3 separate regions of the Homo sapiens genome follow, and regions 1 and 2 are each linked to region 3. A link is a loop called in an ENCODE intact Hi-C map of the cell type or tissue named here. Cell type or tissue: HepG2. All regions are shown on one strand.

Region 1 (5,000 bases), 130 kb before region 3:
TTCTGAAATAATTGATATTCCACCTAATTTTACATTAGTAGTAGGATTACTTTTTAAGTTTTAAAAAATTAATTTATAAAGACAAATGCCCAAGATATTTTTTACAACATTATTTATAATGATCAAAAAGCGTGAAAATAATTCGGTTATTCATTTGGAAATATGTTCAGTTCTATACCATGAAAATGAAAGAATGAGGCAATTCTATATATGTTCACTAAGATGCCCCAAGATGTATTAAGTTAAAAATAAACAAATTTTGTAAATAAAAGCAGCCAGACACAAGAAAATACATATGGTATGGTTCTATTTACTTAAACTCTAATAACAGGCAAAGTTATAGTGCTTAATGATGTGTGCTTAGGCAATAAAATTAATAAGAACAACAACAAGTTGATGACTCTAAAAGTCAGGATACTGGAAACCTCTGAGAGAGAGGGTGAGAGGGGGTAGTGATTAGAAGTCCTGAAGAGGGCTGGCAGTACTCTGCTTTTTAACCTGAGTGGTTGTTGCAAGAGGGCTCACTTTGTTGTTTTGTACACTTACCTATGCATATATTAGATTTCACAATAAAAAGTATTTGAAAGCACATTTCATAACTCTGTTAGGCATAGTCTATATATATTTGTAGAAAAATTCACAAAAGATCCACACACACACAAAGACACAACTATGGGCATTTTTTTATTACTTTTGGGTTATGGGAATGTGGGGTAGGGAAAAATTTCACTTTGCATTTTACAATTTGCATTTTGTCCATAATCGTGTTACTTTAAAATACGCCATCAAATATTGTATGTGAATACAGATTACTCCATTTTTATGTGCTTCTGTATTATTTGAATTTTCTTCATAATCACATGTTACTTTAAAAATATTCTTTCAAAATTTGCATATGTATTCATATGTGTGTACATATTTATATATGCTTGGAGGTTTTAGAATAATACTTCAACAGTGGTCACCTCTAAGGGGTGCACCTGGGGATAATGCATTAAGAGAAGGGGGAACATTTTCTTTTCAGACTTCTAATTTGCTTGAATATTTTCTTTTACAATAAACATGCTGATTTTTAATTTACAGCATACACCAAAAGTGGTATATAACATATTTCAGCAGATTTTGTCTTGCAGACAGAATAGATTTGGAGGGGTAAAAATGGGCTCATTTAAAAATGTAGATCCTAGGGGAAGGCTTTATAGGAAAAAATACCCTAGAATGCAAACCTATACTCCTGCCCCAACATACATGCCAGAGTCTCTGATAATGGGCTAACCTGATGAAATCTTTGAAATTAAACCATCAAGGCAGGAATCCTCAACACTAAGTACAGCTCCTGGTCTGTGGAAAGTATTCAAGAATTATTTGTTGAATTTATTGGAAAACAGAGTAGTGTTTAAAAATTTGACCTACTTTTCACTGCTTGTTGAGGCTGGAGGTGTTTTTCTTAGTGTGAGGTTTGAGAGGCATGCAACATGATTGATGAATGAAAGTAGCTAATTTTTGGAGAAAATAAAGTAAAATTCATTTACTTTAAATTTTACTTTCGCCTTTTAGGTCAGTTAGTATTTTCATCTGCTTTTTAAAAGCAGATGATACTTTTCAAGTTGTTGATTAACAGTGATACTCTATCCTAATTATCCTGTGAAGCTTACAGTAAGTGACCTAAAATTCAATGGGAATGACTCAGCCAGACAAGAAAAAGTCACTGGAAGACCAAATCTACTACAGGGAAATAGCACTGGTATTAATCAAAGGTCTAATACTGAAACTCTCTGAGAAATCCAAGTAGATTCTACACTTTGTTGCTGATAATTAGACATTCCCAACAAATAATAATCAATAATATATATTTTTTGGCAGCAGAGGCAGAGATACAGAAGTGAGCTTCTCACCAAAATAGAGTGTCTTTGGAACAATGTCCAGCACTGGTATGACACTGCACTACCCTAAACAGTAGTAACTAGATACAAGTACTGAGTACTTGAAATGTGGCTAGTTTGAATCAAGATGTCTTGTGTCAAATATAAATCAGACATTGAACACCTACTTTGAAAAAGAGATAGTATCAAAATATTAATGTTTTTATATTGATTACGTGTTGAATATTTTTATTCATAAAATATTAATGCTTTTATATTGATTATATGTTGAATGATATTTTGAATATACTGAGATAAAGAGCATTATTAAAGCCAAAAGTGGTTTCTAAAAAATTTATAGTTACCTATATGGCTGAAGGCCAGACATAGTGGCTCACATCCTGTAATCCCAGCACTTTGGGAGTTCAAGGAGGGAGGTTCCCTTGAGGCCAGGAGTTTGAGACCAACCTGGGCAACATTGCAAGACCCCATTTCTACACAAAATTTTTAAAATTAGCTGGGTGTAGTAGCCTGCACCTGTAGTCTTAGCTATTTAGGAGACGGAGGCAGGAGGATCACTTGAGCCCAGGAGTTCAAGGCTGCAGTGAGCTGTGTTTGTGCCACTGTACTCCAGCCTGGGCAACAGATTAAGACCTTGTCTCTAAAAGAAACAACAAGAAAAAAGAAATAAAATTACCTATGTGGCTTATGTTTGTGACTCCTTTATGTTTCTATTAATGCCAGTAAAGAAGATTTGAATAGAAGCAAACCAAGAGTCAGCATTTTAATTTCCCTTACTTTCCAGAAGGGGGAAAAGAATTCCAGCAAGTGGAAATGCTCTGCTCAAAGGCACAAACCTGGTTGGAAAGAAGTGAGGAGTTGAGCTTTCATCTTTTGAGTCTGTGTCTCACGTTCCCTAAGTTACATAGCTGGCCCCTGATGGAAAATTCAAGGCCAGAGAAACAGACTTCCTTAGGACATTTACACATTGGACACCATGTTTCTTTAACCTTTTAAGATACAGTCAGTGATAATTTTAAGAATGTTCTGGGGATTTGCAATAGGATTGAAAGTAGATAGGAGTTAGGGGACTTTAATGTTCTATTTAATACCTCAGTGTTATTTTTAAACCTTGGGCACGTATTACTATTAAAGAAAAACTGGCCTAGGGGTTGGGAAAGCAGATTTAAAAGAAACTGTGGCTTGAAATTCAAATCTGGAGATATTTGAAGTGGCTTTTTCTGCCGTTATTTTCTTTGACATCTCTAAACACCCTCAGCTAATTCTTACTGCTCTCTTTGGGTTTTTTACTTTTTACATTACTAAAGCAAAATCAACTGGTACAAACTAATTTTTGAATCTGCAGCTGTAGCTCAAAAAACCTGTTTTTCCTACTTTTGCAAGCAGCAGACTCCTAAGAATGACTGGTGATTTTGTTTTAAAAGAATTTAAGTCCTGCTTTCTAAAGGGCACTTGCCAACAGAGTAGATGTTTCTATGTGAAGCTATTTGCTACCATCATACTTGAGATTTTTTTGCTTATGGCTTTCAGTGCTGTTACTTCTAAAGGCAGATTCTTGAACACAGGTTCGTTAGCTTCAGAACATACGCAGTCTCCTCATGGTAGCAGCTGTGCTGAGTTCCTGAATGGAGAGATGATTTCCACAGTACATTTTATAGCCACACATCATTCCTGAGGACAATCTAAAACACAAATTATTTTTATTTTTACTCCTTTATCATATAAGAGAAAGAAATACTTAGCTAGTCTGAGTGATAATGTTTATAGCAGCATATTCTATTTTTGTGGCAGTTTCTTTCAAGCACTCTCGCCTAACCTAAGAGGGACAAATGTAGGTTGCCTGTACTTAACAGGACCCTTGGAGTACATATGGATATGGTATAAATTCCTCTTTTTAACTTTTTGTCAGTATTTTCATCTTCTCTTCTTACTTAATCACTTTCAAGGCTTTTCAGCTGCTGAAACAAAAAATAAGCCTGTCCTAGAGGCTGATATCGTCTTCTGGAGCCACCTTTCTGAGAAAAGTGCAAAGGTTCTGAAGGGATTTTTAAATTTGATTTCTTAAAGAGTTATTTTTCACAGTTAGATATCTGAGCTCACCTAGAAGCTGAGTAGCCTCAGTAATCTTGAGTTCCCAAATCTACTTTTATTCATTTCACATTCATGATTGTAAGCATCTATTATGTGCCAGGGTAGGGTTATATCCATTGTAAGTAACCTTGGCAGAGTAAAAAATGCTGCACAGAGGCCTGTGGACCACTCCTAAGGACCTTTGGAGTGGCAGAAAGGAGATGGAGAGGATGAAGCAGACAAGCCTGGACAGCTGAGTGTTCCCACCTCTAGAAATAGTGAAGTACTGCACAGTCATAGCCTGTCTGCCCTTGGGCTTCTGATTGCTGCCTGGGACTTTAAATCCCTGAGCTGAGCTTTCCTGACCTTCGGACCCTTGCTGCCCCCACAGCTCCAGAAGCTGGAGCATTTATCTATAACTCAACACCTGGGCCCCAGTCTCAGCTCTAATACAAACACCAGCTCTGTGACCTCACCTTAGCTTAGAGTAGCCTCTCTTGGTTTCATACTTTGATCTGTAAAACAAAGGAGTGTGACCCTTTCTTTTTTTTCTCTCTCTCTCTTTCAGCACTAACCTGTTAACCATGCTTGAGAGAAGAGGTAGAACCTCATCACAACTACCTTTTGGAAATAGTTTTCCTGTACTAGAATAGGGGGCGTCAGTCAACCTGATGATGTTGTACAGGGAAATTTCGGAGATATGCACGTGCCTAGGCGCTGCCTCCAACCAATTAAACAAAAATTTCTGGGGAGTGGGACCTGGGGATGAGTATTTTTGAAGAGCACACCAACTAGTACACAGCCAGTGTTGAGAACCACAGGTTGTGTAAAAGCATCAGGCCTTGAGAGGGACAGATGTAGATGTAATATCCAGAATTTACTACTTATTAGTTGTAAATCTGTGGACAAGTCACTTAGTCTCTCTGAGCCTTAGTTTCTCTATCTGTAAAATTGGGACCAAATTGTATCTTCCTCAAAGGTAGCCATGTGGCACACAGTAGATACTCAATGAATTGTAATTGAGATGGGTCTATTGCTGTGCTGTCC
Region 2 (5,000 bases), 180 kb after region 3:
TATTTGTTACTATGGAGAATACTGAAGCAAACAAACTAGTAGAAATTCTCAATAAGAAACTCAAATGCATAATGGAAATAACTTTGTTTTTTTCATGAAGAAAAATAATTGTTACCTTGAGTAACTATAGTGCTTTTTGAATCTCTCTTTTGAATCGAATGCCCCCCATGGAGATGTAGTAAAAATGAACTACTGCTTTTGTGCCTGAGTGGGATAAGCTGATTTTCGAAGGAGACATGCTTGACTTTGGTCCATGTCACACTATTTAGAGGGTGATGGAAAAGTAGTACAATGCAACCTCTTTGAACCAATGAAATCACTGAGGACTTTATGCCCTGGGCATGACACACTTCTTTCAAAAATGGGATTTGATAATGACATTGACAGTGGTAAACAAAAGTGTCTCTTCACTAATTTGAAGACGAGACAAACGATATTTGGAACAAGAGGTTAGTTCCTTATTGCCTAACAGAATTGGGGTGTATCAAATCTTTACTAACTTAGTCATCTCTGAATATTTTAGTCTAGGAAACCAAAATATGTTCGTATCGACCTACGATATTTCTTCAGCTAATGATTACTTCTTTCAGATAATATAACTGGGGATTTATTTGAAATTTTTCCTACTTGCCAGACATAATGGAGATTGAAAAAAATAAGTGTCAATGAAACCGGAATGACAAAAAAGTCCTATGAGAAGTGTCACGTAAAGCAGACTGCTTGTTTCAAAATATTGAAAGTGGAAAAAATACACGAAATGGTATGAGCAGTAAGATGTCCAATTTTGTGTACAAAGGGCATCATGTATGCACACATATATATATATGCACACACACATACACAGACTAAATTGAAAGACTCTGAGTTAACAGTTGTTATGTCTAAATGTGGTATTATAGAAGATTTTAACTCTCTTCTTTGTACTTTACTATATTTTTCAAATGTTCTACCATGAACAGTTGTTACTTTTATAATTAGAGAGAATATAAATGCTATAAAATTCCTAAAGTTTTGTGCAAATGTTTTGTATAGTTTTTCCTGTTTAAGAGGAGCTGTATTATTTCAAGTATAAAACTAGCCAACATGCAAAAAATCTAATTGGATTTCAGATCCCACATTACAATGTTTCCTTCTACAGGGTTTGCTACATTCTCCGGCCTGGTTAGATCCTCTTTTATTTCTCTACATCATGGTCTTTTCACTAGAAATAATACAGTATCTTTGACTTTGCTAGTACCTTCCATTCTTCCCACTGAAAATTGATGTCTGTTAAGTCCCTTTAAAATGTGTTACAAAACCATCTTCAGGAGGCCTTTTCTGGCTAAACCTATCCTAGTTTGATTACTTTCTAATGTAAATCTTCAGCTTATATGTATTAAATTCATAAGATATTACTTTATGGTTGTTGTCATATTGTTTTATAATTCTTTGCAAATTATTTTCTGTTGAAGCATCCTTTTGTGTCTGGAGAATAAATTCTCAGATTATAGAGGATAGGTCTTTGCTATTTTTGTTACCTGCAAAACAACCTGAAGAGTGAATCTATACAAATTTCATGATGCTAAAAATAGATAGTATCAGATAAACCAAGAATCTTGTGAATTGAAACTGAGCAGAGATATTTGGGTAAATTTCTGACTCCTAGTTGCTGGTTGTGTTAACTCTCTGCTGATGTCTGCTCAACTGTGTTGGTTATATCCAGGCTATTGTAATACTGCAGGTTTGGAGGAAAATGTGTCTTTGCTATCTGTTCCTCAGTTTTAATCATGGACTGGTTTTCAGTAACAGAAATGCTAGGAAGTTGTCCCAACTTCAGATTTCATAATGGCTTGCTGACTACCCTCTTGGGCCCTAACTGATGCTTTTCTATTGCTTCTCTACATTCGATAATATTTGGTAATTGGGTTTGCATTACTCTGAATTGTTTTTATGTCTTCTGGTGTCAGTTATAAAATCATAAGAGTTGTAAAACTGGAGTATATTTTCAGTGTGAACAATTAATTACATTCTCTTAGAAAGATTTTAATGCACAAGATAGAAATTAGTTCATTTTTTACATATTTAGACAGCTTTCTGTTCCAGTAGGTTATTTTGTCACTGATGTGTAGCATTTGATAAAGAGTCAGAATTAGCTGGAAAGTTTTGAGCAGGGAATTAATATGACTGAGTGGTTGTCCTTTCCAGGAGAATGTTTTTGAAAGGGAAATTCAAGGAACAACAACTGCTTTATTCAAACGAATAATTTGAGGAAAAACTTGGGGGTAGAGAAGGAAGCAACCTAATAGACAATTTCTTATTTCTACTCTGAGTAAGGTTTTCCTCCATATCCAACCAGATGTAGCAGTGTGTGTGTCTGGTGGCTTTGCTGTTGCTGTGGCAAGCTGCTGCTGGTGAGGGAGAGAACTGGGGTGATGTCATCCCTTCCCTCATCCCAACCTAGATGCTTGACATGAAACAGCTCTTGGGATGAGATTTTTGCAGCAACTCTATCAACCCATGGCACATTTTTTTATGCTCTCCTCATGTCTTGCTGTTAACTAAGCAGGAAGATAAACCTGAGCCAGTGGGAATTAGAAATATATCCTTTGCTAGTGACAGAGGAGGCAAAGATGAACTAGGCTCAAGTAATCTGAAATAGCTATCATTTTTTGTTTGCTTTTATTCTTTTTTTTTCTTTATCTTAAGTAGTGGTATGGCTATGCCTGGCTTCCACGTTTTTAAATCCTAGTAGAACCAACAAAATTTTTCTTCATAGTTTATGGTGTCTTTCCTATAAGACCCGGGAGCACTATATGCAGAACAATTTCTAAATAGAATGCTTGTAAGCAAGTTAGAAATGACTAGAGTTCATCTCCTATGGTCTTTTTTGTGGTGAATGTGCGGGTGCTCTCAGAGAATAGAGAAATGTAGAAGCATCTGATTCACATTCATTTCACTCCAGCCAAACTCCAGTCTTACCACATATACAGATCTGTTGCCACATGGTATTTGCTTAATGCTAAATAGAAATCTTGCTAAACTTTAAACATGTGCGTGTAGCCTGATGACCCTAGGCCCACAGGAATCTTACACAATTCATCCTGGACTTGTTGGAAAAGAAGCTTCTCTGTAGCAATGGTGCAAAACCTGTAAGCCACCGTTACAAAACAGGATGTAAACAATCCAGAGGCCTGGGCTCAGAATATTCTCTTTCTCCTCTTTTGACTTTAAATCTATTTCTTTTAGTTTCTGCTTAGTAAGAAGTGCTCATAGCTGAGTAATACAGACCACCCTTGCTAGACAATCCAATAAATTAATCTTTGTTTCAAATTGCTATTTGGCAGTCATTAACACGGGATAAGAGTAATTGGTCAACTAGATGGCAGAGACAGAATTCTGGATGCAGAAAGGGTATTTGACTTCATTTCTCACTGTTGAAGTAATTGTACTTATTTCTGTGTATTGCTGTGAAGTCCAAATAAGTTATTAAAAGTAAAGTGCTTGGGACAGGGCCTGGCAAATGGGAAGTTTAGCAATTATTATTAATTCTAAATATATTCTATTGGGAATATTAGTGTCATTTTTTTAGTGCCTGAGAACAAATTTGAACTACACTTGACAAATACATAGGCTTTTGAAAACCACTAACTATGGGTTAAGAAACTTTAGTCTGTATGTAGGCTTTTATATCCTTTTCCATCGAAATTGAAACAAATAACAGTTTAAGCCCAAAATACTTGAATAAGGGGTCCACATATTAGCTACTTTAAGCAATTTCAGTTAGGGAGAAGATTTATGAAAAATGCTAAGCTCTCAGGACCCTAAATTAGGAGAGTGTGTGTGTGTGTGTGTGCCTTAAAAATTAAAGACAGAATTCTCTATTTCTAAAAAGGCCTAGTAAATTTTTAACTGGGCCAGGAGCAGTGGCTCACACCTGTAATCCCAGCACTTTGGGAGGCCGAGGCGGATGGATCACCTGAGGTCAAGAGTTCAAGATTAGCTTGGCCAACATGATGAAACTCCGTCTCTACTAAAAATACAAAAAAAAAATTGGCTGGGCGTGGTGGTGGGCACCTGTAATCCCAGCTACTTGGGAGGCTGAGGCAGTAGAATTGCTTGAACCCGGGAAGCAGAGGTTGTAGTGAGCCAAGATCGCACCATTGCACTCCAGCCTGGGCAACAAGAGCAAAAAACTCAGTCTCAAAACAACAACAACAACAACAACAACAACAACAACAACAACAACAAACAAACAAAAAACATGTAATTGATTCATTAGCTGGATCTGGGATCAAAGGCAATGAAGCACCAAAAAAAGAAGGCAATAGAAAAAGACTGAAATATTCTAATAGTGTCACTTTAAAGTGGTTAGCCATGGCTTCTAGTAGCTAACTGAAACGGCTGGGGGAGCAAATCACAGTGTTAGAAAATATCACAATGCCCTTCTCTTTGGTAAAGTTGTACTTCTTGGCTCCCCTGCTCCCATGCTCCTGTTGAGTGCAATCCTCTTTCCTCCTCCACAGCACACTGGTCCCTGCTTTGTTGAAGCATGCATATTTCATAGAAGCACTACTACTAGAAGCTCTGGGTAAATGACCCTGATATGAAGTAATATTTATCTTCAGCATTCACGTATACATCCATAGCATGTGGTTTGGTAGAAAATTTGTCTAATAAGACTATGCTTTATAATTTCAGTGCTATGTGAATTTTATTTTCTATTGTATTTATTTTTATTATATATTGACAAGTTATAGTTGTATATATCTTTGAGGTACAAAGTGATGATGTGATTTTTTTTGTGGAATGATTAAATCAAGCTAATTAACATATCCATCACCTCAAATATTTAACAGTTTTTTAACAGTTATTTAACAGTTTAACAGGTTCCTTGCACATTTCTTTATCTAGTTATTTCTTTTCTTTACAGTTGTTTGAGTTGCTTATGTATTTTGGATATTAATTCCTTATCAAATGTATGGCTTGCAAATATTTTCTCTCAATTTGTAGGTTATCTCTTG
Region 3 (5,000 bases):
CATGGCTGTTACCTCCATTTTATAGATGGGGAAGCTGAAGCACAGATAAGTAACTTGTCCAAGGTGATACTATTCAGTGGTAGACCTGTAATTAGAATCAATTTAATAGCAGTCTGGTTCCAGAGTTCAAGGCAGCAGACACTCACTCAATAAAGGCTTGTTGAATTGCATTACACTGTGAGTATACCAGCTTTAGATGTGGTCTTCCTGCTTTAAGAAATGGTGTTCTGAAGGTGACTAAGGAGAAAGTCAAATCATTGTTACAGTTTTCTGGTGTGTCTTATTGACCTAAAACAATATCAAAACATATCACAGATGTACAATGTTTAATGGGTTCATTCTGAAAGGACACCTCGAATCTGTTACGAAATTGTGAAGTACCCAGACTATTTCAAAGAGCAAGATTTTGTAGAACAACAGGAGGAAATGAAGACTTCCTGACATGGTCATTTCTTTCTTTTTTTTTTTTTTTAGCTTTATTGAGGTATGATTTACATAAAATAAATTTCTCTTTGAAGTATACAGTTTAATGAATTTTGGTAATTGTAGATAGCTATTATAACTTTTACCATAATCAAGATATAGATAAATTATATTATTCTAGAAAGTAGCCTTTGTGCCCCTTTGCATTTTATCCGTTCTCCTGACCTCTGGCTCCAGGTAACCATTGATTTGCTTTCTGTCACTCTAGTTTTACCTTTTCCAGATTGTCATATACATGGAATCATACAATATGATAGTCTTCTTAGTCTGGATTGTTTTGCTTAATATAAAGCTTTTGAGATCCATCTGTATTATTGTTTTGATCAGTAGTTTTTTCTTTCTTATTGATAAGTAGTATTTCATGTCATAGATATACTCTGATTTGTTTACCCACTCACCAGTTGATGGACATCTGGGTTATTTCCAGTATTTGGCAATTATCAATAATGCTGCTATGAGTATTCATGTAAAATTCTTTGTGTGGAAATATGTTTTCATTTCTCTTGGGTAAATACCTAGAAGTGGGTTTGCTGGGTCTGCCATACTGTTTCCCAGAGTGGCTATACTGTGTTGTACTCCCCAGCAATATATTAGAGTCTGGTTGTTCTTATCCTTGGCAACATATGATATTGTCAGTCTTTTTAACTTTAGCTATTCTAGTAGATGTTTACTGGTCGTTCTTGTTGTAGTTTTAATGTACATTTTCTTGATGAGTAATGACATTGAGCATCTTTCTTAGGCTTATTGTTTATTTGCATATCATCATTTGCATATTGTTCATTTGCATGCCATTGTGCAAATCTTTAGCTTACTTTTTTAAAAAATTGGGTAGTGTATCTTCTTTCTACTGAGTTGTATGTATTTTTAAAAGTATTCTGGATTCAAGCTCTTTGTCAAATATATGGTTTGCAAATATTTTCTCAGAGTTTGTGGCTTGCATTTTTATTTTATTTTTAAATTATGGGGTTTTATTATGCATAGAAGGCTCATTCCTTCTTGACTACTTTCCACATGGCAACTTGAACTTTGTATGCTTGGCGGGGTGGCAGTAGTGGCTGTACCCTGGCTTGCTCATGTCTTGGTCACCCTGAAGCCTTTGTTAAGGATCTCCGCCTTGGAGGTGAGCAGCCCTGGCTGCTGCTTTCCAATGGCTTCATTTCCTTACTTGTGTCTTTAGAGAGCAAAAATGTTAAATTTTGATTAACTTCATTTTACCTATTTTTTTTTCTTTATTGTGCTAATTGTGTCTTGCTTAAGAAATTTTTGCCTAACCCAATGTCACAGAGATTTTATTCTAGAAGTTTAATAGTTTCTTATATTTAGGTCTACCATTTATTTCAAATTAATTTTGAATCCGACATAGAGATTTAAACCCTGCTTTCACAAGAGTCCTCTCTTCTTGGTGATGTACCACATAGCTCATCACATAACCCTGTCACGTTAACCATGTCCGTGTAGAAACTAGTATAAAATAGTGTGTGTGTGTGAGACTCAGGGAAACCTTTTAAAGCTGGTAGCTGTTCAGTTCTCAAGTTCGACAATAAATGGTATTGTTTAAATTAGGCTTGTGATTTTTTCCGCGTGTCAGATGTGCAGAAAGAACGTGTGGGAAATAACTTATGGTAGATATGAACTTCAGGTAATTTTTTAAAGTCATTAAACTCTGGGCAGATATGTTTGAAGCAAAGTTAACTGGATAGAATAAGGAATGACTGTAGTGCCCATTTATGCCTCCAAGTTTTGTTAAGTCTTAAATATTAGACCAAACGATATTGTTTTGCTTAGTTTTTACTTCTCTGCCCATTTCCAGGAAGCACCAACTCTTTATTTGAAAAGGACAAACTATTTTCTTATTTCTGCAAATCTGTTTGAAAAAGGGAAGAACCAATCTTGGGAAAAAAATTCAGCCTGATGTTCTTTTTCCTAGCATGCCTTTTGCCCGTTACCACTTCCACATCCCCTGTTTCTAAGATAGTCTGAAATTTCAAAATGCCTACAAAAAGTTCTCTGTCTTTAGGTTGTTTGGAATTGTTAATTATTGGTGGCAATGGATGAGTGTTCAGCACCTTGGAACTTTTGCAAAAGAAACTTAATAAGGATACGTTTGCTGTAGTTGGAAAAGTATTTGATGAACAGCTGACCTTTCAAATGTTTACATGAGTTGAATCTCTGAACTGCTAATGTTTGGAAGGTCCAAGTTCCAATTCAGACTTAGACACTGAATCCCTTTGTAGAGAAAGCTTTGAAATCTCTTCAGCTGTAGTTTTCTCTCTCTTTTTTTTTTTAAGGCCAACTTCACCTACCAGTTAATTGGTTAATGTTTGTGAATGCTTTGAGTAGGCAAAAAGCACTTTCTCAGGGCAGTGCCCCATTGTTCCCTCTCCCAATTGTGGTTTGCCATTCACCTGAGTAAGTGGATAAGCCATGGGCCAAGTTTGCATTGTAGAAAGGAAATGATTCTACAGATACTTAGCCATGGGATGGAAAAATATGTTTCTTTCACGTAGAGTTTGTGAATAAAGCTTCCACTGTGCTGAGCAAAAAATGCAAAAGGAAGCCTTGTTGTCTGGATTAGGTCACTTATAAATACCTTAAAAATATTTACATAAATGTCTACTGACTAACCAATTCTCTGAGCACATTCCATAAAAATTTCTTCTCAACTGCATTTGGAAATTTGCTTTTTTTTTTTTTTTTGGTCCATTGTGTTCGTGGACTGGTGTTCATGGTGCTCAGTTGACTTAAAGAAGCCAATCCATCTAAAAGAACTAGGAAGGTGGGCTGAGGAAGAAGGTTGGGGCTGGGGAAATTAACAAGAGCCTTCTTTCTAATTGTGGCTTTTTCCCCTGAGGTACTGTTTCAGCATACTTTTTTTTTTTTTCTTAGCGTCAGTTACTTCATTGCTTAAGTGACTCTTTTAGCTAAGTTCATGTGTTTCTCATGGGCTACTCCAATCAGCAGGGCAGTCTCACCCTAACTAGTTTCACCACACTCCCTTTGTGGTACTGGACATTATACAGAGAGCAGCAAGCCAGGGTACTTCCGTATCTTCATTGGAAAATGTCGTTTTTAAATTGCTCTAAATGCATGCATCATTTTGTGCTTGCAGTTGGACTATAATGGGAATTATCAGAGAATCACATGTCTTTGCCATAGACTTAATCTGGTTCCCATGAGGGGAAAAAAGGATTGTGTTGTTATTATTGGAAATAGACAAAAGAAGTCAAGGGATCTCTATTGAGGTCTGATCACACCTTGAAGGTATTTGGAATGGAGACCAGAGAGGTCACACTTAGGTGTTTTATTTGACCTATATAGAGTTGAAAAAAATTTTTAAAAGTTTTCAGCATGGTGTTCAAAAATTAAAACAGAAGTAAAAACAAAAACAACCCAAACCCCAAAGTTTCCAGCATTTAAAATCTAGAGGTTTCACATTAAAAAAATCTGGAATCCCAGCTTCTTTTAAAAAATGGGAAGACCTGGGATCTCTAGATGTGCATTCCTAAGTGGCAAAATTGACTAGATCAGAGCAGCAGCTGCTTGTTTGGAAGGTCTGGGGCTCATATCACCAGCTTGTACCCTGGAGATATAAGCTGGAGGGTTTGCATAATCTGTTACTAAAAGAATGAGTGACTATTATGTTTTCACATATATATTTTCTGTTCAAAGGAAAGAAACTATCTAAAGAAAGTGAAAAGAATGATTTAAGATGACATATTTGAACCTTTATTCAGCTGTTTATAGTCAGAATGTCACAAGGTTATTCATCTATGAACCAGTTAAAATATACTTCCTTTGATTCTTCTGAGAGGAAGGTGTAGTAGATATGTGTTATGTATTATGTACGCCTAAAAAGCAAATTAAATATTTTTCAAAATGGCATATCTAGAGATTTAAGGCCTTTCAAGCAAAAACTTTGTGTGACCGCTCAGCAGCAAAATAATCTCCACGGCAGTCTGGTAAGAACCAGGATTATGTTTTTATCTAGAGAGGGTAAAATGACAGCTGGACATCACCAGTATCTTTTTACTGAAAAGTATGTGTCAATTTGTGAAACACGTTTTATTCCGAGATATCTTTCACTTATAATTCTGCCTTTATCCACTAGATAGCAAATAGTATCTAATGGACATAAATAGCTTCCTAGTCTAGGCTTCTTAGCATTCAGTCTTCCTTCCTATTAGCATCCAGGTTTCCTTTTGGGGTGTTATCTCTCTCCCACTGAGGGCAGTCCTGAGGAACTGGGGCTAATGAATAAAACTGCCTTGGGCTCCTGCTAGAGAAGCCCTTGATTCTCACCTTCTACTGTTGGGTATGAGCCAAGAAATGGGCATGTGACCTAAGCTTGGAAAGTTGGATTTTCCTGGTTAATTGAATCTTGAGTGGAATGGTGCAAAGCCGGAAGCAACAGTTGGAGCTCATGCATTCCAGAGATATTGCCCTGTAAGTAATCCCTGGCCTTGCTCCTATCCTGTTTGCAAGTCTGGTTTTCTATATTCCCTGTCAATTTCATGAGA

The links. Peaks named below come from ENCODE experiments on the same cell type or tissue, not always from the same donor. Only the 100,000 strongest peaks of a DNase experiment are listed, where the experiment ranks them.
Region 1: it touches region 3 in a loop (5-fold over the local background); 2 of 110 quality-filtered maps call a loop at or near these places.
Region 2: a loop joins it to region 3, with 4 times the contacts of the local background. A loop is called at or near these places in 2 of 110 quality-filtered maps.

The regions. Positions count from the first base shown.
Region 1 is chr5:95,982,790-95,987,789 of GRCh38, forward strand. All of the region lies in intron 1 of LOC101929710 (a long non-coding RNA gene), which reads left to right. LOC105379096 (a long non-coding RNA gene) reads right to left here. Exons shown (of 4, transcript XR_001742447.2): 4 at 3,477-3,565. It also overlaps a transcript of CAST not described here. Among named protein-coding and RNA genes, the nearest start is that of ELL2, 23 kb to the left of the region's middle. RefSeq lists an enhancer at 4,276-4,570. In HepG2, a CTCF peak has its summit at 2,676 (motif pointing right); DNase peaks (open chromatin) are centred at 2,713 and 4,372.
Region 2 is chr5:96,295,067-96,300,066 of GRCh38, forward strand. The region is part of intron 1 of LOC101929710 (a long non-coding RNA gene); the gene reads left to right. It also overlaps a transcript of CAST not described here. Among named protein-coding and RNA genes, the nearest start is that of PCSK1, 140 kb to the right of the region's middle. In HepG2, no CTCF peak of the experiment used is centred here; DNase peaks (open chromatin) are centred at 2,415, 3,045 and 3,955; H3K4me3 peaks cover 684 bases.
Region 3 is chr5:96,115,467-96,120,466 of GRCh38, forward strand. All of the region lies in intron 1 of LOC101929710 (a long non-coding RNA gene), which reads left to right. It also overlaps a transcript of CAST not described here. Among named protein-coding and RNA genes, the nearest start is that of MIR583, 39 kb to the left of the region's middle. In HepG2, no CTCF peak of the experiment used is centred here; a DNase peak (open chromatin) is centred at 2,735; H3K4me3 peaks cover 345 bases.